Linked DNA regions of Homo sapiens: region 1 is linked to region 2. Evidence: read pairs that join two places in POLR2A ChIA-PET (ENCODE). Cell type or tissue: B cell. All regions are shown on one strand. Each heading gives the region's core, and the rest is flanking DNA. Links, peaks and the distances in the headings are about the cores only.

Region 1 (17,567 bases), core at 6,778-11,777, 1.2 Mb before region 2:
ATCATGTGACTTGTCATTCTGACTGGGTTTGAAGCTTACAAAGGTCAAGAAACACATCTTTCATATCTTTGGAATTTCCTCTGTAATTTTGATACCCTGATTGTGTTTGCAGATGGTGTTTAACAAATGTTGCCTGGCTCACTGGATACTTCCAGATTTTAAAAAAAGTTAACAGAATGATCTTCAACTCTGCTTCCATTGTTAATATTTATGTGCTATATTCTGATAAACCCGTAGAAGACCAGATAAGACAAAAGCAGGAGAAACAAGTTGTAGATACAATAGTGAGCGTGTAAAAGGCATTTAATAATGCCTTGACATGAATAATAAACATACCAGTAATAAAGATACAACAACCTTACGTTTCCATAGATTCTTGATTCCTCTAAAAGCACTTTCATATAATAAAGGACAGAGGGATAAAGGGAGGAGTAAATATAAATGCAAGGAATACCAAAGGAATGTAGACATGAAAAAGCAAGAGGACCAAAGCAAGACAAAGAAAATAATAGCCAAGAATAAAGAAATTGAGGGAGAACTTACTAATAACTTGGAACAGTTGTTGGCTAAACAGCACACATAGCAGAGTATCAAATAAATATTGACAATGTTGGTGTTCTTGTAGTGAGTAGAATATCCTATAGACAGAATACTCTAGGATATTCTATAGACAGAGTATTCTGTCTATAGGGTATTCTGCCCTGTTTATGTTTTGTCTTGTTTTCTGCTGAGTTATTAGGGAAAGGAGTATCGTGGATTCCCTCACTTTCTTTCTCTTCCATTTTTATTCGTGATGGTTAATATTGATACTAGTATGGCTATCTTTACTCCAGATAGTCAATCCACATCATCAAAAAGATATGGACGTTTGAGTGATACTCAACTTCAGTAGCTTAGTTCAGTGATTTCACAAAAGCTCAGTTAGGCTTGCTGCTGAGAGCATAAGTGAATTTTGCCCTTGTTGTAAGGTTCTAAAAATTTCCTAACCTTAGGAGGCAGGTCTAAAATTATTGTCTATAATGCTGAATATAGTAACTTATTATAAAGAAATTCTAAGAAAATAAGACATATCAACTATGTTATAGAACTGATATTAAATCTAGAACTGAAAAAAATACAGATAGAAAAGTTCTGCCTGTCATGTGCTAGAGGCTACAAGAGATCCCTAAAACACTTTTATTACTGCTTTGAAGGGATAAGCTCCCTCCAAAAGCATGGATCAACTATTTTAGAGATTTAGAGATTGACACTGCTGTTTTGGCAATAATTCTACCTTCATACTTTCAGTTCTGGATCAGCACAGAAAACTCTCTCCTTTGTCAGATTGAAAACCTGTAGCAGGGGGACAGCCAAGATGGCCGAATAGGAACAGCTCTGGTCTACAGCTTCCATCAAGCTACCAATGACTTTCTTCACAGAATTGGAAAAAACTACTTTAAAGTTCATATGGCACCAAAAAAGATCCCGCATTGCCAAGTCAATCCTAAGCCAAAAGAACAAAGCTGGAGGCATCACACTACCTGACTTCAAACTATACTACAAGGCTACAGTAACCAAAACAGCATGGTACTGCTACCAAAACAGAGATATAGATCAATGGAACAGAACAGAGCCCTCAGAAATAATGCCACATATCTACAACTATCTGATCTTTGACAAATCTGAGAAAAACAAGCAATGGGGAAAGGATTCCCTATTTAATAAATGGTCCTGGGAAAACTGGCTAGCCATATGTAGAAAGCTGAAACTGGATCCCTTCCTTACACCTTATACAAAAATTAATTCAAGATGGATTAAAGACTTAAACGTTAGACCTAAAACCATAAAAACCCTAGAAGAAAACCTAGGCATTACCATTCAGGACATAGGCATGGGCAAGGACTTCATGTCTAAAACACCAAAAGCAATGGCAACCAAAGCCAAAATTGACAAATGGGATCTAATTAAACTAAAGAGCTTCTGCACAGCAAAAGAAACTACCATCAGAGTGAACAAGCAACCTACAGGATGGGAGAAAATTTTCACAATCTATTCATCTGACAAAGGGCTAATATCCAGAATCTACAATGAACTCGAACAAATTTACAAGAAAAAAACAAACAACCCCATCAAAAAGTGGGCGAAGGACACGAACAGACACTTCTCAAAAGAAGACATTTATGCCACCAAAAAAACACATGAAAAAATGCTCACCATCACTGGCCATCAGAGAAATGCAAATCAAAACCACAATGAGATACCATCTCACACCAGTTAGAATGGCGATCATTAAAAAGTCAGGAAACAACAGGTGCTGGAGAGGATGTGGAGAAATAGGAACACTTTTACACTGTTGGTGGGACTGTAAACCAGTTCAACCATTGTGGAAGTCAGTGTGGCGATTCCTCAGGGATCTAGAACTAGAAATACCATTTGACCCAGCCATCCCATTACTGGGTATATACCCAAAGGACTATAAATCATGCTGCTATAAAGACACATGCACACGTATGTTTATTGCGGCTCTATTCACAATAGCAAAGACTTGGAACCAACCCAAATGTCCAACAATGATAGACTGGATTAAGAAAATGTGGCACATATACACCATGGAATACTATGCAGCCATAAAACATGATGAGTTCATGTCCTTTGTAGGGACATGGATGAAATTGGAAATCATCATTCTCAGTAAACTATCGCAAGAACAAAAAACCAAACACCTCATATTCTTACTCATAGGTGGGAATTGAACAATGAGAACACATGGACACAGGAAGGGGAACATCACACTCTGGGGACTGTTGTGGGGTGGGGGAAGCGGGGAGGGATAGTATTAGGAGATATACCTAATGCTAAATGATGAGTTAATGGGTGCAGCACACCAGCATGGCACATGTATACATATGTAACTAACCTGCACATTGTGCACATGTACCCTAAAACTTAAAGTTTAATAATAATAAAATTAAATTAAAAAAAAAAAGAAAACCTGTAGCTCTGGTATCATAGTGGCTGTAGTGACTGGTTGAATGATTTAATCTATTTCAGCCTCAGTTGCCTCAGCTGTTAGAGGAGTTAATTATATCAGTCCTGCCTTATAATCATAGCAATAATTCCCATTTCCAAATGCCTGCCATGGGTCAGGTTCTTGCTATGTCTTTGGCACATATTATCTTTAAGTCTCATCAACTCTGCAAGGAAGGAACAATTGTCATTCACAGTTTACAGCTGAGAAAGCTGAGGCTCAGATTATTTCAGTAAGCTGCCTGAAGTCATGCAGCTAAGTGGCAAAGCCAGGATATAAACTTCATATGTATGTTCACAAAGTCCCCGCTTAGTCCTCCATGGAATTTTTAGAGTTATTTAAAATGACATGTGTGAAAGTGTTTTGAAAATAGCAAAGTTCCTTGTAAATGCATGTTATTATTATCATACTGATGAATATAAATTACTTAACATCTATTTACCAAGTTCCTTATAGATATTTAGCACTGAGTCAGTTTTCATTTTGGACAATCTATGGAATTAGTTATTTCTCTAATGTAGTATTACATAAGATGCATTATAAATAAATCTTAAATATTTTCAAGTGGAAATTTCTTCCATCCTTGGGACCAGGTTCTTCCTTCTTCTCCTTCTTCTTCTTTTTTATTTTTATTTTTTTGAGACTGGGTCTCTGTCACCCAGTCTGGGATGCAGTGGCACAATCATGGATGGCTCACTGCAGCCTCGACCTTTTGGGTTCAAGTGATCCTTTCTCCTCAGCCTCTCCAGTAGCTGGGACCACAGGTATGGCCACCACACCCAGCTAATTTTTTTATTTTTCTAGAGATGGTGTCTCACTATGTTGCCTAGGCTGATCTCAAACTCCTGGGCTCAAGTTATCCTGTTTCAATCTCCCTAAGTGCTGGGATTAGAGGTATGAGCCACCACACCCAGCCTGGGTTTTAGTTTCTTTTTGATCATATTTGGAGAAAAAAAGAAAAGAAGCAAATTTGCTAATCAAAATTGAGTGAATGTTTCAAGAAACAAAACCAATTAAATGTAGTCCAACCTTGAGAATCAGCAAGTAAAAACCTCTGAAGCCAAGAGGGCTAACAGGAAAACTGAAGGAGAGGAGAGAAATATACCATAAGCATTTTCAAACCTCTGCTTCAAATTCTTGTATTTATAAATGGTCTGGGCCAGCAGTGCAACTCTCCCTGTCTCGCTCTTTGTTGTTTATTTTTTGGAGTCTTTAATGACCAATCGGGTTGCTGAAATTTACTTGAAGAGTTTATTCTTGATTCTGAGGTATAAGATTTTCTGTGTGAAGATGGCTGGGAATCCACACAACTCTCCTAAAATAAGCACCAAGTTTTGGAAAGAATTTTCTCTTGTGGAAAACATCCATTTCCAAAGAGAGCCATCAGCATGAGATTGCTTTTTTTTCTTTTTAACCGCCCCCAACCCAAGGAGAAAGCTGAGGGGAGTCAGTCTGTGAAGCAGCCAGGAATCAACTTTCATGACAGTTTTAACATTCAAGGCAGACTTTTCCCTTGGTCTTTTGGAAGAACTGCTGAAATCTCAATGAAAGTTCATGAAATTCTGTAGAGGAATCAGCTGAGTCTAGAAATAAGCTGTTCCTTATTGTTTCCTCTGTTTCCTTATATATAAAGAGTGGGTAAAAAGAAGCACCTTGGAAAGTCATTGTGAGATTAAATGGCATAATGCATGCACATCTCCTGGCACAAACTAATCACCACTGTTGTGTTCTAAGCCAGTTTCCTAAATACACAGATCCAGTTGTTTTTTAAGTCTCAGTGTGAACTGTTTATTCTGTTTGGCCCATGTGGATATCTAAAGGGTTCACAAAAATGCTTTCAAATTGATAAAATATGGAGGAAGCCGCTTTTCTAGTCTTCATCAAGGATCTGCGTTGGGTGGAATAGAATCTTTGTTTGGGTTTGGTAAGAGTTTCATGATGCAGGATTTTATAGAGAGGGAGCTAATGCCATTGGGTGGCTGATCACCTAGGTGGAATGAATGTGGGGCCACTCATCCATGCATTTTTCTGCAGGTGAGATGGGATAGGTAGCCCTTGTACAGTTCTTCTGTCAGAGATCTTGGTCACATTTGAGTCTCTGCTGGGCTAAGGCAGAAGCCCTTATAGGAGGATAGGACCACTACCTGGCCAGGCTTGGTTTTCTTTAGCTCAGAGCCTGGAATTGGCTAAATTTGAACAGACAAGATTAAAAAAAACAAGCTGATTATACAAGTGATATTGTAAAGAAAAAGCTAGATACCATAAGAGCTGGATACCAGCCCAGTGTTGCTGTTTGGATTTGATCATACTCTCTTGAGTACAGGAACAAGAGGGCAGCCTAACATTGTCCCTGAAGCCCTCTGCCCACAGCCAGTCAGATCCATGTCCAACCTTAGCAGCTAGGATGCTGGCCATCCCTGTGGCCCAGGCCCCATTTGTACAAGTTCTGGGACTGGGGTGAAGGTATTCTTGTTATAATGCCTTTTTAACACAATTCTGGCCTTTTGGGAGAGAGAGTCAATGTTTTACACTCTGGGGACTCAACTTGTGCTCGGATTCACCTTTGGCAAGGGTCCTTTAGTGGAATGGACTCTGCCCAGGGAGTCAGTGGACTGCTGTTTGCTGGTTGATTTTAGACAAGTTACTTTATGTTTGTGGGCCTCATTTTCCTCTGAGCAAAGACATCTCTAACCTGAGTCACAGCACAATCTTTGTGGTCTGACTCTGTCTGGGGCATGGAAAATTGTGTGTGTGTGTGTGTGTGTGTGTGTGTGTGCATGTGTGTGTCTCCAGTCACTGGTTCTGGGGATGTTCCTCCAAACTGTTCTTGCCTTCTTTCTGTTATCCAAACTTTTCTGTGCAGAAGAACAAGATTTAAGTTTGAATGGATCATTGTTTCTTTTCGGCTAAACAACTGCTGATAGTCAGAGGATGACCTATTTCTGAAGCAGACGACCAAGGAGAAATTTATGGATTTCTATTCTTTAGACTTAACCAGTGTTCCTTCTTGGAACATATGTTATGGAACTTGACTAATCGCCCTGGCAATATGTTGCCAAAGTTTTCCTGGCAATAGATCAAAGTCTGTAATATACCAGCACATCAGCTTTGCAGAGCTCAGACAATGAGAAAACAGGTAGGGGTGGGAGAAAGCACTTGCAATTAATTTTGGAGTCAGATTTTGATAGAAAAGTAGAAAGAGGATAGGACTAATTGACTTCTGAAAGAATTACAGGTGGCTGGTGTGCCCCATGACTCACACTGTAATCTAAATACTTTGGGAGGCCAAGGTGGGAGGGTCTCATGAGGCCAGGGGTTTGAGATCAGCCTGGGGAACATAGTGAGACCCTGTCTCTACAAAAAATAAAAAAAATTAGCCAGGCTTAGTGGCATGTGCCTATGATCCCAGCTGCTTGGGAGGTTGAGGTGGGAGGATCACTTGCAACTGGGAGGTTGAGGCTGCAGTGAACCGTGTTCACACCACTGCACTCCAGCCTGGACAACAGAGCAAGATCCTGCCTCAAAAACAAAAACAAAAACAAAAAAAAAGAAAGACAAAAAAGAATTGCAAGCGGCCAATACATAAGAGAAGATGCCTAACACCTAACCCCCCAATTAGCATTGTGATTATAAAGATAACAATGCTATCATTTCCCCACATCATTTTGGCAGAAATGTGAATGGATGGTTAAACTCGGTGTGCCTGTGAGTTTGATGAAATGGATGTGCTCATACAACTACCTGATACAACCTTTTGGAGGGCAGGTGGCTGATACTTACTGAAATGTGAAATGTATAATCTTCTTGCCCAGAAATTCTGGGTCTAGGACTTATCCTAAGAAGACAACTATACAAATGTAAAAATACATTTATGTAGTATGTTTGCAAAAGCATATTCATGGGGAAAATGAGAAATAACTTTAATGTTTATCAATAGAGAACTGGTATAGTAAATTATGATAAATACCTACTGTGAAATCCTGCATAGTCAATAAAATGATGGTGTAAAGCTTCATATATTAATGTGAAAAATTATTTAATGGTACAAAACAGGTTATGAAACACAACAATCACATTTCTATACAGTCATATTACTAGAAATATGGGAAGTTGTTAATTTAAATCTGAACAGTTAGAATTTCAGGCTACCTTTACTTCCTTTGCTATTTAACTGTTTCCTCTCCCACCTATCAACTCTATGTCCTTAGGGAAACTTATTTAACCTTTCTCACTCTTGGTGAAAATGGAGATAATACCAAACTCTTAGAGGTTGTTGTGAGAATCAAGCAATAAAATACATGTCAAGCACCTAGTAAAAAATGTATTTTGATTTTTTTTTGTCATACACAGTTTCCTTTTTTTCTTTCATTATGTGAGTACAAACAGCTGTGTTCCTATGCCCAGATTCAAAGAGAGAAAGCTAAGTGGGCTTTTGAATAACTTCCACTTATTTTAATGCAGGGAAAGCTCTAGTTCCAAATATGTGGAACAGTATTTTCCTAAGGCTGCAATGTGTCAGAAAAAGACCATATTGAGTCATTGTTTTCTGAAGCCAAGACAGGAGATTGAGAGACGGATGCTGATGGGCAGCCTAAAATAATATTTCATTCTTGTCATCCTTAGGCAGTTTAAGACCAAGTCATTTTGGATAGATCTACAGTTTCCCTCTCGGTTTGGAAGAACAAAGCTTTTGTTATTTATGTTCTTAAACAACAGCGCTTTGTCCTATACTCAGGAGCGTGCAAAGCAAACAGAAGATTTCCTGAACGGCCATCCCATTTATGGTGAGGAGTCAGTCCAAGAGGTAAGTAGACATACTCAGCTGCAACCATCTGCAGAGGGCCCACATTGGCAGCAAAAGGAAATAGCCAAGACTCACAGGAGCACAACAGCCAGTCAGGTTTGGGATTCACTTCTCTGATACTGTGCCAAAGTTGGTGGACTCAGCCATTCTGAAACTCACTGTTCACTTGGGGCCTGCTTTGCACAACAAAACAAATAGCCCTGTTTTGCTTTCCATGTCTGAGGCAGAAAAATAAAAATGGCAATATTTTGAGTGTTTTTACATTGGGAATTTCTGGTCCATAGATAATTATTTCAGATACCCCTGTGTAATCTTTTCAGAGCTGTTGAAAACTGTGGAATAGGGGATAATTAGGGCTCAAGAGATTTCATTAATGGTTAAAGGATCATTAGAAGGACACGTACTGTATCCCTCTTCTTATTTCTCTTCCTGCACTAAAACAACTCCTGGCTTGCTACCATACTTCCGCACCCATGTGCAATTTTCACTTAGCAAAAGGTCAAGTCTAAGTAGAATCTATGAAGTTGGGATTGATTCTGATTGGTAATAATGCTAGCTAGCAAGCATTGAAAATTTGTACCAGGTTTTCTGTTAAGTAGTCTGCATGCACTATCTCAATGATTCTTAAGGAGTGGTCCATAGATCACTGGCTTTACAAACATTGACGCATGGTGGTGGGTGTGGGCAATGAAAAGGCAGATTCCTAGATTCTACTCTAGATCCATGGGATCAGCATCCTGTAGTGGGAGCCAGGGATCTACCATTTTAGCAGGTGCCTTGGGTCATCATCCTTATGCACATGACATTCGAGAGCCACTGTGTTATTTCCTAGTGCAACTGTGACTCAGTGTAATCTGCTTTCTTTCCACTCCTCTGATTTCTGTGTGTAAATTTTCATGACAAAAGTTAGACAAAATACCATGGACTGAAGTTAGATATAGAGCAACTCATGTCTCTTTTAGTTGCTGGTGATTGCAAATGTATCTCCATGGCCAAATTGCTTTTGAGGCACTATATGTGATATTTATCTGTATTGTGGGAAGGTTAAAGAAGTGAGAACTCTTTCCTTGCTTAGTGGTGGCCTGTGCTCTGGAGGTAGAGAGGAAGACACAGGGGCCATGGAGGTGGGACTTACAGGTGTGGTACAGGTTGTATAATCATGATGGTGACCCTGCATGGAGAAGGGAAAGCTTGACCTTTTCCTTGGCTCAGGGCTATGCAAATAGGGCTGGCCCATTTCTGAGAGGGGAAGGTAGCTGATATGCAGGTGTGATTCCCTAGGGCCCAGAAAGACCTGCCTGCCTTCTGCCTTTGTTGTCATGCTTCATGAGGCCTGAAATGTTCACTGGTGGTTATTTCTCTGGTTCTCAGCTTTAGCTCTAGAAAGCCCCTATTGAAATGACATGCCACTTGGAAGATAGCAGGACCATTTACTTATATTTTCACAGACTGCTTTAATCTGCTACTCTGGGGATGGCACACAAAAAGATTTAGTTGATGGGAGGGAGGTTAGGCCCCTTTGTGGGCCACAAAGAAGAATCTGGGGAGCCCAGGGAGACTATTCTGGGGGTAGAAGTGAGGAGGAAAGGCTCTAAAGACAAACTGGACCTATGTCACAGTTCCGAGGGCTGTCCTCCAGAATACATTGTTTTCCTGAAATTCTCCAGCCCCTTCCATCATTTTCCTCTCAGTGAATGTCCAGTGCTGAATAACTGCCCCCTTAGTCACAGGACTGGACTGCAGCAGTGCTGCAGGTGGTGAGGCTCAGTGGCACAAGTGGCTCTGGGAGGGAATCTTGATGTCGGATTCTGTAGCTGCACCAGCAGAGGGGGAAGAGGGAGATAATTACCCACCTCTGAGTCTGAGATCCCCCTACCCCCAGTGCATTCTTCTGCCAGGAGCAGGATCATTAGAATAAGTGAGACTTAGCTTAGCTCATTCAACTCCTTGCCAGGCCCCATGCAAAGCTTTCAAACTTTCAAATATACGATCATTTCTAGAGACTATGTTGGGATCCCCTGCATTTCTTTATCCATTTGTTGAGAAGGACCAGAGATGATGCCTAACTTTAGCCAAGAGTTTGTCTGTGGGTCCGATAAGCCTCACATTTGATTTTATTGGAATTTTAATCTTGCAGAAAGTACCCTATGTTTCAATTTTAAAGCATTTTTTTTGTTAAACTGAAAACATCCCTCAATTTTTCCAATGTTCGTTTGTCCTCTAGTGCTAATTTATGTGGTAAGTGGTACTGGTTCATTAATTTACTCAGGAGGGTGTAACCACCTTTCATGGAGAAGGGGTGGCTAGGAAGGGGTTTCTAGTGAAGGAATTCATTTTTCTTGGTCTTCATGGTGGGTGCTGGGGAAGGGTGTGCAGTCAGAGGGGCTGCATTTGCAGAAACATGGCTCTGTGTGTGAGCCTGGGTTCTCAGGAATAGGAAGCAGGTAGGTGCAGTGGGTGGGTATTCATGTGACAGTGGAGGAAGATAAGGACAAAGATCATGCATGAGTAGTGAATGAATGAATGAATGAATGAATGAATGAATGAATGAATGATTGTGTATAGAAGTCCATACTCCTTCTCTGGGGTGGCTATTCCTTCACCAAGCAGACTCTGTTCTTTCTTCTGCTGCTTCTTAGTGAGCACGTCTAAGTCTCAGTTGATATTCTCTTGCTCTGAGAAATTTCTCATCAATGGGAGGAGAAAATATAATTCGCTTCAACATAGCTCATATTTAAGCTGAGAATTCAGCATGAATTCCAGACATGGTTCATGTATTTTGGATAATCAGCATAGCTGTTCATGATCGGTAACCCTCTTTTTTCTCCTCCTTCAAATCGTTTTTGGTTAGGTTACCATGACTGAAGATTAATGACTTCCATTATTTTTTTTCCCTCATGCAGGAATGTTTAAACTAGTCTAAACTTTGTACCAACTATCATATGAATCATGTCTACTACTGTTACCCCTTGTGTGTCATGTCCTGGGTTAGTGTCCTTGCATGACACAGCAAAATACAGGGCAGGGTTAAAAGTGTCAATTGAGAACCAGGCAAAAAACTGATGATTAATAGTGACCAACACACTTCACTGTGCTGTTATCTTAGAGGCCTTAAGGCAAAATCTTACTTACAAATATTAGTTGAAATGCAATATGTGATGTTAGTAGACACATTTCACCACATCTGGCAGTTCATTAATTCACCTTCATTTTTTTTTTCTTTTCTTCTTTTTTTTAATCTTTTTTTTTTATACTTTAAGTACTAGGGTACATGTGCACAATGTGCAGATTTGTTACATAGGCATACATGTGCCATGTTGGTTTGCTGCACCCATCAACTCGTCATTTATATTAGGTATTTCTCCTAATGCTATCCCTCCCTCAGCCCCCTACCCACTGACAGGCCCTCGTGTGTGATGTTCCCTGCCCTGTGTCCAAGTGTTCTCATTGTTCAGTTCCCACCTATGAGTGAGAACATGCGGTGTTTGGTTTTCTGTCCTTGTGATAGTTTGCTGAGAATGATGGTTTCCAGCTTCATCCATCTCCCTGCAAAGGACATGATCTCATCCTTTTTTATGGCTGCATAGTATTCCATGGAATTCACCTTCATTTTCAATATTGTGTATATTTATTGCAGTGAGCTTAATCCTAATAAAAACAATTTTATTTCTATTTATTTATGTTTTTTCAATTTTTTCTTTGAGACAGGATCTCACTCTGTCACTGAGGCTGGAGTGCAATAGCACAACCATAGCTCACTGCAGCCTCCAACTCCTGGACTTAAGTGATCCTCCCACCTTGGCCTCCCAAGTAGCTGGGACTACAGGTGTGTGCTACCATGCCCAGCTATTTATTTATTTGTTTCTCTTTTTTGCAGAGATGGGGTCTTGCTGTGTTGCTCAGGGTGGTCTCAAACTCCTGGATTCAAGTGATCCTTGGCCTTCTAAAGGGCTGGGATTACTAAAGGGGCGAGCCACCATTTCTAGCTGACAATTTTCTTTTTTTTTTTTTTTTAATTATACTTTAAGTTTTAGGGTACATGTGCACATTGTGCAGGTTAGTTACATATGTATACATGTGCCATGCTGGTGCGCTGCACCCACTAACGCGTCATCTAGCATTAGGTATATCTCCCAATGCTATCCCTCCCGACAATTTTCTTTTAATGAGCAGTCACCATATAATAGGCTCAGTTCTAAGCATGTATTTGCCCATTTAATCTTCACACCAGCCTAGGAGGTAGTTACTGTGTGTGGCACCCTTTTATATAGGAGGAAACTGAGGCATAATGCTGTTAAGTAGCTTGCTCAGGGTCTAACAATTAAGAGTCAGAGCTGGGATGTGAACCCAGGTGGCCTGACTCCAGAGTTTCTACCAACCACCATGTTATACTGCTTTACATGTTTAAAGCAAAGATATGGTTTTAGCATCAAATATTAAGAATGCACTCCCCACATTTTTCTTATTAAATGTAATTGCCAGTTTTTGTATATGTCATTGTCCTAATGCTTTCGAGAAACTTAGACAAAGAGCAAGACCACAGATAAATGGATCCTTCTGTTCAGGTCTCATTACCTAGAAGAGTTTTGACTGCAATATATGAGTACTAAAAGTTGATGGTTTATGCTAATTTTAAGTGTAATATATTTTAGAATTTTGTCACATGCATTATTAATATGATTTCATATTCATGGCCTTAGGAAGATTAATTTAAACAATAACAACAAGAACAACAACAACAACAAAATACAACAAAAAATTTCCCCCATGTGCCAAGAGCAAATTTTGAGGTCCATTTATCCAGATAAAGTGTTTTGTTATCTGAACCAAGAACATGAACTTTATCTTTATAGTGACCACAGACTCCCATCTCTAGTATCATGATTTTTAATTTGAATTAAAGCATTTTTTTTTGCTTTGTTAAGATGAGGCAGGCCTTCTTGCTGACATTTTAAAAAGCAACTATTTTTCTTTCAGTTTACACTATGAGGCATTGGCTCCAACTGTCAGCATTGAAACTGTCAGCAGTTCCCTACCAGGAAACTGGTTCCAAGGTCTAGGGTTTCCTTAGGTAGAGGCTGGCACTGTGAAAATAATGGGGCTCTTTATCCATGTCACCTGGAATGGAGTTAATACCCTGCCAGTCTTAGTTGATTTGACATACTAACAGGATGGGTCTGAACGTTTTCTATAGTTTACTCATGAGTGACTTTCTTTGGCTTACGTAAATGGCAAGGCCAGACAAATTAGCTTATGGACCTAGCAATCATTCTTGGCCCAGATTTTGAGACACTTTTCAATCAACCATAGTTGCTCTAATACCTGAGATTTGCTGACAGTGCTTGGTTCAGAAAAAGGTTCAGTTTCCTGAGCAATTTTTCTTTTATTGGGATCATCTTAATTCTTGTTTGCGGGGTTAAGATGAAGGAAATATGAGCAAGGACTGCACTCAGCTATTTGGGTGACCCTTGTATACCATGAGCTTCTTAGATAGGGCCTGATGTGATCACCAGAAAACATTAATTGATCGTGATGACAGGAGATAGTCTCTCTAGCCAGAACCTGCTAATACAAGTCCTGATGAATTGAGAATGATGCCTGAAGGAAGCAGACTGACGTGGTGCATTAGTAATTTTAGGCAAAAGAAGATAATGGTACTAGTATGTATATTTTTTAGTTTCCTTTTCCATTGCTTTGTTTTGCACAGGCTGAAGAAAATAAATGTAAACAGCATATTATGGTGGCTCAGGGTGGATAATAATGGGACATCACTTCCTTTGTTTCAGTGTGAGGTTGCCCCTGCTATGTGACAGCTCCAAGGACTAAAGATTTCAATCCCCAGAAAAATGTCGAGTCCCAGTAACATGTTTCAGGTTATCATGATTATTATGATTATAGGAGGGGAAGAGCAGTGCTGGTCTTTTAGAAAGTTCTCATCATGAATGTGTTCTGGAGTGAACATCACTTACTAACAGATGAGCAGCTTGAAGTTGAGTCAAACAAAACTTTTAGTGTTTGTAAGGGTCAGGGAGCCAGGGGACAGTCTGTAACTCAGTTGTATATTGACACAGAGAATGTACAAAAGCTGTGAAAGCTTCCACTTGAATGACTGCGGATGGTTGCTGGTGACGGTCTTGGACAGTAAGGGTTTTCTTCGGAGTTGTAGGAGGTGAAGTCTTCCTATGGGAAATTTCTGGACAAAAATACAAATGAAATGACTTGCAGGCCTCAGTTTAGAGTATTGTTGGCTTTGTCTGTCAACAAATGGAGATTTGAACATGGGAGTTCAAGGGGATTTTAATGAAATTTTATTAAGGAGATGAGAAGCAGGGAGTCTGTGTTGAAAATTCAATAAAGGGCTTGTTTTCCATCTCAGCCTGGATAATCTATGTTATCTCTGAGTAAAGGGGGTAACAATTCTAACAACCTGGCTTCCTTAGAAGTTTCCATTCTCATATAGTCACCGAAGGCAGCAGCACTGTCAAATAAACAAAGGTTTAATTAAATAAAAACTATTTAAACAGAGCAGAAATATTCTTCCCTGGCTAGTCACAGATTGGACAATTCAAAGAACAAACCCTGGGGGGAAATTGCCAATGGATTACTTTTTCTGTTTTCTGTCTATTGCAACGTTTTTCTTTCTGGTGTCAAATCTCAAGTTGAATTCAGTCAATTATCTACAGCCAAAAAAAGTGCATAAATGTCTCTTCTGTTACTGTTTATATGTCACCACTAAATAAAGCAAAATTTTCTTCTCAGCTTCTTGCCTTAGGATTTTATAAGTCCAACAAAACAAATAAAATATTATGTATATTCTATCGTCACTATGAAAGCATAAGGATTGATTTAGTTATGTACAAGTTTATTGCCAAAGTTTTTCTTCGTTGCTAATGTTACACTTGCTACAAAATGTATTAAAGAAACAGACAATTTGCTAAGGATTTGGAAGGATTTGTCATTGGGTTAAGTACATTAAGTATCTAAGGGGTGTGGTGTTCTGGTTATGTGTATGTCAGTTTCACATATTTTTTTGCTTTCTTATTTTAGTTGCCTCTATAATCATTTTGACTTTAAAATGTTTTCTGCAGATCCTTTAATAACTGCAAATGTAGAAGTATGGTGTAACAAGTAATTGGTATGACTAACACTAAAATGTAATGGGAAATAAGGATACTATTGTAAAGAAAACAAGAAAAACCTGGGGTAGGGGAGCAGTATTGATTCTCTCTTAGGATTCCTAAGATTCTCTGTCCCAACCCTTCTACCATGGAACATTCTTATGTGGTCTAAGTGTCAAAGACCAGAGGAACTGGGCAGTAACTTATCTTCTCAATTTTCTCTCTGAACATAGATATTTTCTTTAAGATACGAAAAACTTTTAATTGTGCTCCTGAAACCCATCCCTGTCCTGTCTCAGCCCCGTTGACTCTTCTTTCTGTGGGTGGGTGAAAAGCCTACCCATCTGCAAAGGTAGCTCTGAAACTGTTCTGGAAAATCCTGTATTTTCCTCCACAAATGATCGTTTTAGTTTCAAGTTTATTTCAGGTACATTAATTCTCCCCCTCCTCAGACTTCATAACAAATGATCCTGCACACGATTAGAATAGGAAAATGTAAAATAAAATCGAAGCATATCTAGTTGCCTCAGCGACTTTATGCTTATCACTTTCAGTCTGCATTATTCTACTAAAAATAAAAAGAAAGATGAAAATTACCTCAGGCGTTTGCTGCCGTGCCTGCCCTTTGGTTTCTGGGACGGCTCGGGTCCCGTAGCGCCGGCACAGCTGAGATTGCCAAGCCGGGAAGAGACCTTGCTCCAGGTGTAGCTGCGTTTTCCCCAGATCACCTGTCCTTTTCCCCTCCGACAAGGAAGCTGTGATTTTTCTCTGGCCTTTAGAGGCAAAGTGATTCCAGATAAGTAGATTAATGTGTAGAATATCTCATCTGTGTTGTTCCAGTGCAGCCCTTTCAGCTTTCCAGAGCCAGTTAGACTTGTTATGAGGAGCTAAGTGATTGGCTGGCTCTGGAGCTCAGTTTCATAGATTATAGCCCAGCGTACGAGAAGCACGAGTCCTATAGTTGGCGTACCCTGAGGCCTGCCAGTTCCTGCCTTAATGCATATGTAGTCGTAATTGAGTTCTGACACGGCCTTGGATGTTTCTGTCCTAAATAGCTGACATTGCATCTTCAAGACTGTGTGAGTAATCCTGATATTTTTTTTTTAAGCTCAGTAAATTAATTACATGCCCTGGGAGGGAGTGATTGTAAGTAGAAAATACTGAACTAGCAGATGATTCGTTTTTAAGGTGCTATACTATGTGTATCAAGTTCAAGACGATGAATCTTAAAGCTTCTAAGAACTGGCAGGGTTATTCCAGCTTTGTGCCATGAATCACAGTCAAGCTGCATTTTGAAGGAGGCTGTTTGATGCATTTGCTAGCTCTGTTTGTTTTATGGGGTCAGTAAAGTGGCAGAGGTCCAACAGGAGCAGGTTAAAGCAGGATGCTGGGATCAAAGCTTAGAGAGCACTTGAGTCAGGCAAGTTTTAAGTTTTCCCACCCCCAAGCATCTCAGTCCAAAACTGAGAGCAAGCAGCAAATATTATAATAAATGCTTTGGGGACAGGGGTACACAGCAGATAGGGCACAGTAACAGGAGAAATGTAAAATGATGGCAGCAATACTTTTGTTCACTGTAATCTGCAGCCAATTGAAGACATACACTATGAATAACTAAAACATTTTTATATGAACAAAAATGCTCTTCAGTGGTTCTGTTTATGTGGTAGAGGGCTGAATGAAAAACCATGCGCTTGTTGTAAAAAAGCCTTATAAAAAGTACATTAAACACATACAGACACAACCATAACAGAAGAAAGTATGTGGATTGGAATTTGTGATTGGAGCAGATCAAATTAAGCCAGGGAAGCCGTTATTAGGTTTGTATGATTGCTGGGGGGTAACTTCTGTTGCTGACAAGGTTTAGGATAAAGCTGGAGCAGATTGAAGTGGAAAACCAGAAAACATCAGCATTTCATTACCTTCTATAGCATACACTGCAGGGTAGAATTAATACTGAGTATAGACTGGTAAATGTGAGCAGTTTACTGTTTGCTTTTAAATCATTATTGATTTCCCCTAGCCTATCATAAAAAATAATAGGGCTTTTGCCTATGAAATTAGTGCTTAGAAATATTTTTCTTCCTCCCAAATAATTTTTATACTTTTTCTCAATACAGCACAAAGGTAGGTCATTAAAAATAAAGGGGTTCCTTTTCAAGTTGCTTTTTGTCTAATTTTTCCTCTTTAGACCTGTAGATACAAATGTATGTATTTGTGCTATGTATAACTCTCAAGCATAAATCATTTGAACAGTATTTAAAATCACAGGCTCCTGTGGCAAATATAAACTTTTAATAGCTATAGTTGGCAATTACTTGCCAATTCCTATAAAAATAACATTAGTGGCTTATTTTTGATTGCACCTAAACAACTGGCATGATTTAGCCAGTAGGAGAGAAATATTAGTTGTGTTTTGCATAATTTTGTGTTTAGATCACACTGGAAATACAAAGTTTTGTTGTTAAAAATATTTTTGCTTTCTGAAATATTATCCCCTTTCAGATCACACCAATGAATGAAGTTTGTAGAAAGAAAGAAAAGTAGCCAACGTAGACTCCTTTTCTGTATCAATCAAATATATGCAAAATACATAGATTTTTAAAAATGTAATTTTAATACATTCCTTTAGAAACAC
Region 2 (5,000 bases), core at 1-5,000:
TTTGCCACAGAACACCTCCTCCCCTGCACATGCATCTATATGCCATTTATCACCAGTTGCATGCTGAAACTAACCTTAGACAGAATGCTATTTGGAAATGCTGAGATGCCTTAAATTGCCTTCTATCATCTCTCATTATTAGTTACTAAGGAAAATGGCTTTGAGAAAATATAAAATATTTCAGGAAAATATGTAATTTGATGCTCAGATAACTCACTTTTTGCTACATCAGAAAAAGCAAAACTAGAATTTAAAAATAAACTTGGATGCATGTCTTGGTTATTCTTATATTCATAGTGTGTGATCCAAAGGGAGTCAAAGAAATCTGTAGCGAGGCTGCTCACAGTCTAGGTCTCTTTTTGTGTAGGACAAAGGTAGGGCTTGGCTTCTAGTTGAAGCTACAGTTCTGTAGGACTTGGGATTTGGAAAAGTAATGACAAGATAAATAAGTTATCACCATCAGAGACCTAAATGGTTGCAAATTTGGCACTGGTTACATAATGAACAAAAGTTTCATAACATATTTCATAAGATATTTTCATAACATATGTCTTACAATTACTTTTTTTATTTTCTGAGGTTTTTTCTCTAAATTATGCTAAAAATGTCATCGAGAAGCATAAAAACAGACTTTCATTAATAGTTGCTATAGCAGTGGGAAATTTTTGTAGGAATTTAAGTAAAAAAGCAAGTTATTTAGCAGTTTTGTTCAAATTAGACATTTCTGCCATCAGCCTGCCCCCTGGGAACTTGGAAAGTGCATACTTGCTCTTGAGTTCTGCTAGTGCCCTAACCACACGCCTTTCATGTCTACCATACTTCGATGATCTTGGATTCAAATATGATCCTCTGCCTTCCTCACAGAAAGAAACAATTTAGGGACATGGACTTAATGGTAATGACTTTCAAAAGCTAATGACGTGCAGTCTTTCGGCACTGCCTAGCCGAACACTCTTTAGACAACCTGCTGCTTTAGACTGGACATGCACATGATTCCTAAGATACACTAAACAAGAATATGAGATGCTGAGTCCATTGTTTCCTGTGCAAAATTCAGTTCACCAAGAATACTATTTTCACCAAGAAAGCCATAGACTGTGTGTAGGTAAAGAACTTTTGCGCTAATGAAACTTGTTATTGGCTGGGACTAGGGGCCTAAATACTAGTTTGAGATTCTGTTTCTGCTGTGCCATATAGCATGAGATCCCACTTTTGCCTCTATAAAGCAGGGCTATGGTTATCTTTCCTTATTACCTCAGTTGATTGTTGGCTGTGAGAACCAAGTAAGATATGCTTCATGGAATAACAGAAGAATGCAAGATATTATCACGGGAGGCAACATTTTTGGGATATCACATATTAGTGGAAACTTAAAGAATATTTGAGAGGTTATCTTTGACATTTACATAAAACCATGTATGAAACAAGTAGTTCTTGTGTTTTTTTAACCTATGAACTTTTTCAAGTGTTTTCTCCACAACATTCCTCTCTTCTACCAAAGAAAATCAGTTTACAGTCATGTGTTTTGTAAAAGCCTAAATGGGAATGAAGGTGGTTAGTAAGAGGGTTCACAAGATGGAGAGGCTCCCATGACATTTGTAGGTTTAATCTCGTGCCCCATGACCTCTTAAAATGTCCCCATGCCCATTCAGAATACCCCAATTCACTTCAAAGGCAAAAACAACGTGACATTGTGAAATCATACCAGATGTTCTAGTAGAACTGTGTTCTGGTCCTATTGAGTTCACCCAGGAGAGGCATCAAACTCTGCAATCAGAACATATCAACACATGGCCTATTAGCTGATTCTGCCACTTGGTAGCTGTATATTCTCTCTCTGTTTAGTGTCCTTATCTGTAAATTGAAATAATAATAATAGCTCATAAGGCTTTGTGGGGATTAAGTGAGATAATCATGTACAGTGCCCAGCACAGTGTCTACTGCATGGTAAATACTGCAAAAATGTTAGCTGTTGACTGCTCCTATTTATGACCTTCATTATTAAAAAGGGGAACTTAGGCTGACGCAGGAGAATGGCGTGAACCCCGGGGGACGGAGCCTGCAGTGAGCCGAGATCACACCACTGCCCTCCAGCCTGGGCGACAGCGAGACTCCGTGTCAAAAAAAAAAAAAAGGTGGGGGGGGGGGAACTTATGAATGCCTTTCACTTATACCAGCATCATTAAAAATTTAAGTTTTTTAAGAACCATGAAAAGCTAACCATTGACAATTTAAGAAGCATGCAAGCTTGGTTTACAAAAGAACTGGACAAGCTCAGAATGGGCTAGTTCAGTGGAGTGACTGCTGCAGGAGCTCAGGTTTTGAGACCTTCCTGTCTTCTTCCTTCATCCTTCTCCTCTTTTTGTGTTCTCTCCACACACTTTTCCTCATCAAAGCCAAAACCTTTGTTCTTGCTATATTCTCTTTTTAGAGCCTGCTCACAGTAAAATTTTAAAAAAATGAAGAAGTGCTGAAAGTGTAGATAAGCAATTAGACATGAGTTAATGTTTTTTATTTGCAAGAGCATTTGCATTCTAATATGAACTGAACATTGAGTAAATAGATTCCTGACTCCCTAACAGGGCTATGTCTTGTGTCAGGAAGCCAGCGCACTGGGCTTCTTGGTAGGCAGGAGACCCAAGTCATCATCTGCTACTAAGGCTGGGTCTTGGAAGATGGAGAAGGCCGTAGAAGAAAGGAAAGCCAAAAAAAGAAAGGAATGAGATTTTGATATATTAATTAGCTCATACTATAAGCCTGGACTTTTGCTAGGCATTTTCCATGGTAATTTGGTTATACCTCAAAACAATTCTCAACATTATTATCACTGCCACCACTTCTGTTAGCAGCTGTGAGAACAGAGGTCATGTGAGTAAGCAGTTTGCTAAGGGTTGCATAGCTTAAAAAGTAGTCAATAAGCTAAAGTTTGAACCCTGAGATGCCTGGCCTTCACAGCTAAACTTTTATTAATTACACCTGCTTCTAACAACAACAACCATGGCTAAAGTTTCATTAACCTACCAGTTTCTAACAACATTAACAAAAACATTTTCAAAAATATAATAATAGTCATCAATAGGAATAAAGGGAAACAATCCAAAAATAGCTCTGTTGAGGTTACTGATGGATGGGGACAGGAAAGTACAAAATTTTTTCTACGAAAGTTTCCCTTTGAGGATCACTTTCCTTGGCTGTCTTGCCTTGTGAAATTATACCTTCCCTAATGGCTTGGAGCTGATTGTGCCCTTCTTTCTGTCAAGGACAGCTTAAACTTCATGGAATAGTTTATTTGAAGCTTGTGGGTACCAATTCCAGGCAGCAAGATACTACTTTCAGAGATTCAATTAACTTCCTTCAGAGTCACAGCAAAAAGCGATAGAGCTAAATTGATTACCTTGAAGTGCCTTAACCGTTTTGCTGCTGTTGTTACTTCTTGAGCCAATTTATTCTCCCAGCAATGTCACTGTTACTGAAGTTGGTCTGTTCTTTATTCTCAGTTTATGAATAGGAATCATCTGAATATAGTTATAGACCTCTAGTCTAGATCATTTTTTGCAAAATTACAAAGATGGGAAAATTTCCAAGCCATAGTTATTCCAAATGGCTGGGAGTGCCTTAGGAACTTATTTCTGGAGTCTTTTGAACTATTTATATTATTGATATGAACAATGCCCCTGATTGTTAGTTAGCAATCTATTCATTGATAGGGACATGAAAGGCAGTCTGCTGCCATCTAGCTTTTTAGTTTCTATCTTTAGGAATTTTCCGGTCCTTTCACAGAAAGACACTTTTTAAAGGAGCAATTCTTACTTCATCCCTGAGAGGGAGACACTTATGAAGGTACTGCAGAATCTTAAAAAAAAAGTCTTCATCATTCTTTTACTTCTTTTTGCCTTTAAGTTGGTCTTAAATGGGTAAAAGTGATAAATGTAGGTTGTGTAGTTCAAATCCATTGCAGTGACTAAGCAGTGACCACCCATAGGGGCAAAAACTATGTATTTTTAGAGGCAAAGATTGATAACCACAGCCATGACCCTGAGCAAGACTGTGAAATAGATGCAGTTCTTTGCCATCCTCCCTTTTCCTGAGTTATGGGCACTTTCTGCCTTCATAGCTGTTTCCTCTGCAAAATGGAGATTTTACTGTCAGAAGTCTCCTATTGCTATTGCTTCTTGGAGTTGGTTCCCATGCTCTGGGCACAGGAAAGCAATCTGAGATCTTCACTACTAGTATTTATTGAGCACCTATACTATGCCAGGACTGGACTGTGCTCTGAGGTCACAGTGGTAAACATACCGACATGGTTCCTGCTGTCATGAGCCTTCCAAAGGAATAGCGAAGAAAAACATTAAACATATCAGCCCATGATTAAATGCATAATTAGATAAAATGCATTGAAGAAGTAAAGATCCCAGGAAAGGAGAGAACCAATTAATATGATGGATGGGAAATCAAGGCTGCTGGAAGGAAGTAGTGTATAAGCTGAAAAATGAGGAGTGAATAGGAATTAGCCAAGTGAAAAGCAGAGGCAAATGGGTTTCAGGAAAAGGAAAAACATATGTACCAGTAACATTTCAAGAAGAAATGGGAAGGATTAGATGATTTCTGTTATTCTTATTAGGTTGATCTCTTCCATGGAAGAGACACACAGAATGTAATTAATTTATAGAATATAAAAATGATTTTTTTTTTTAGGAATGGGGAGGTGAGGAGAAGACCCGCTTCAAGTTCTGTTCCAATATTAATATGGTTTTGCTTTCTCTACAAACCTAAGTAAAACAATGGTGGTACCAAGGGTTGGTTGGGAGGCACTAGTTTTCCCAGTGTACATACTCACAACTAACATAAAAGCTAAATACGTATAATCAACATGCTTACACTACAAACACAACTTCAAATAAAATTCACTAGATCAACCGGGCACAGTGCCTCACACCTGTAATCCTAGCACTTTGGGAGGCTGAGGCGGGCAGATCACCTGAGGTCAGGAGTTTGAGACC

Evidence for each region. ChIA-PET counts read pairs that join two places held together with the same protein. Peaks named below come from ENCODE experiments on the same cell type or tissue, not always from the same donor. Only the 100,000 strongest peaks of a DNase experiment are listed, where the experiment ranks them.
Region 1: POLR2A ChIA-PET joins it to region 2 with 7 read pairs; 1 of 35 experiments calls an interaction of 5 or more read pairs at or near these places.

Annotation. Positions count from the first base shown.
Region 1 is chr5:60,486,383-60,503,949 of GRCh38, reverse strand. PART1 (prostate androgen-regulated transcript 1) reads right to left here and starts at 16,237. Exons shown (of 4, transcript NR_024617.1): 1 at 15,527-16,237. It also overlaps a transcript of PDE4D not described here. In B cell, for the core only: no CTCF peak of the experiment used is centred there; a DNase peak (open chromatin) is centred at 9,129; H3K27ac peaks cover 710 bases.
Region 2 is chr5:59,334,472-59,339,471 of GRCh38, reverse strand. All of the region lies in intron 1 of PDE4D (phosphodiesterase 4D), which reads left to right. Among named protein-coding and RNA genes, the nearest start is that of PDE4D-AS1, 300 kb to the right of the region's middle. In B cell, for the core only: no CTCF peak of the experiment used is centred there; a DNase peak (open chromatin) is centred at 2,021; H3K27ac peaks cover 289 bases.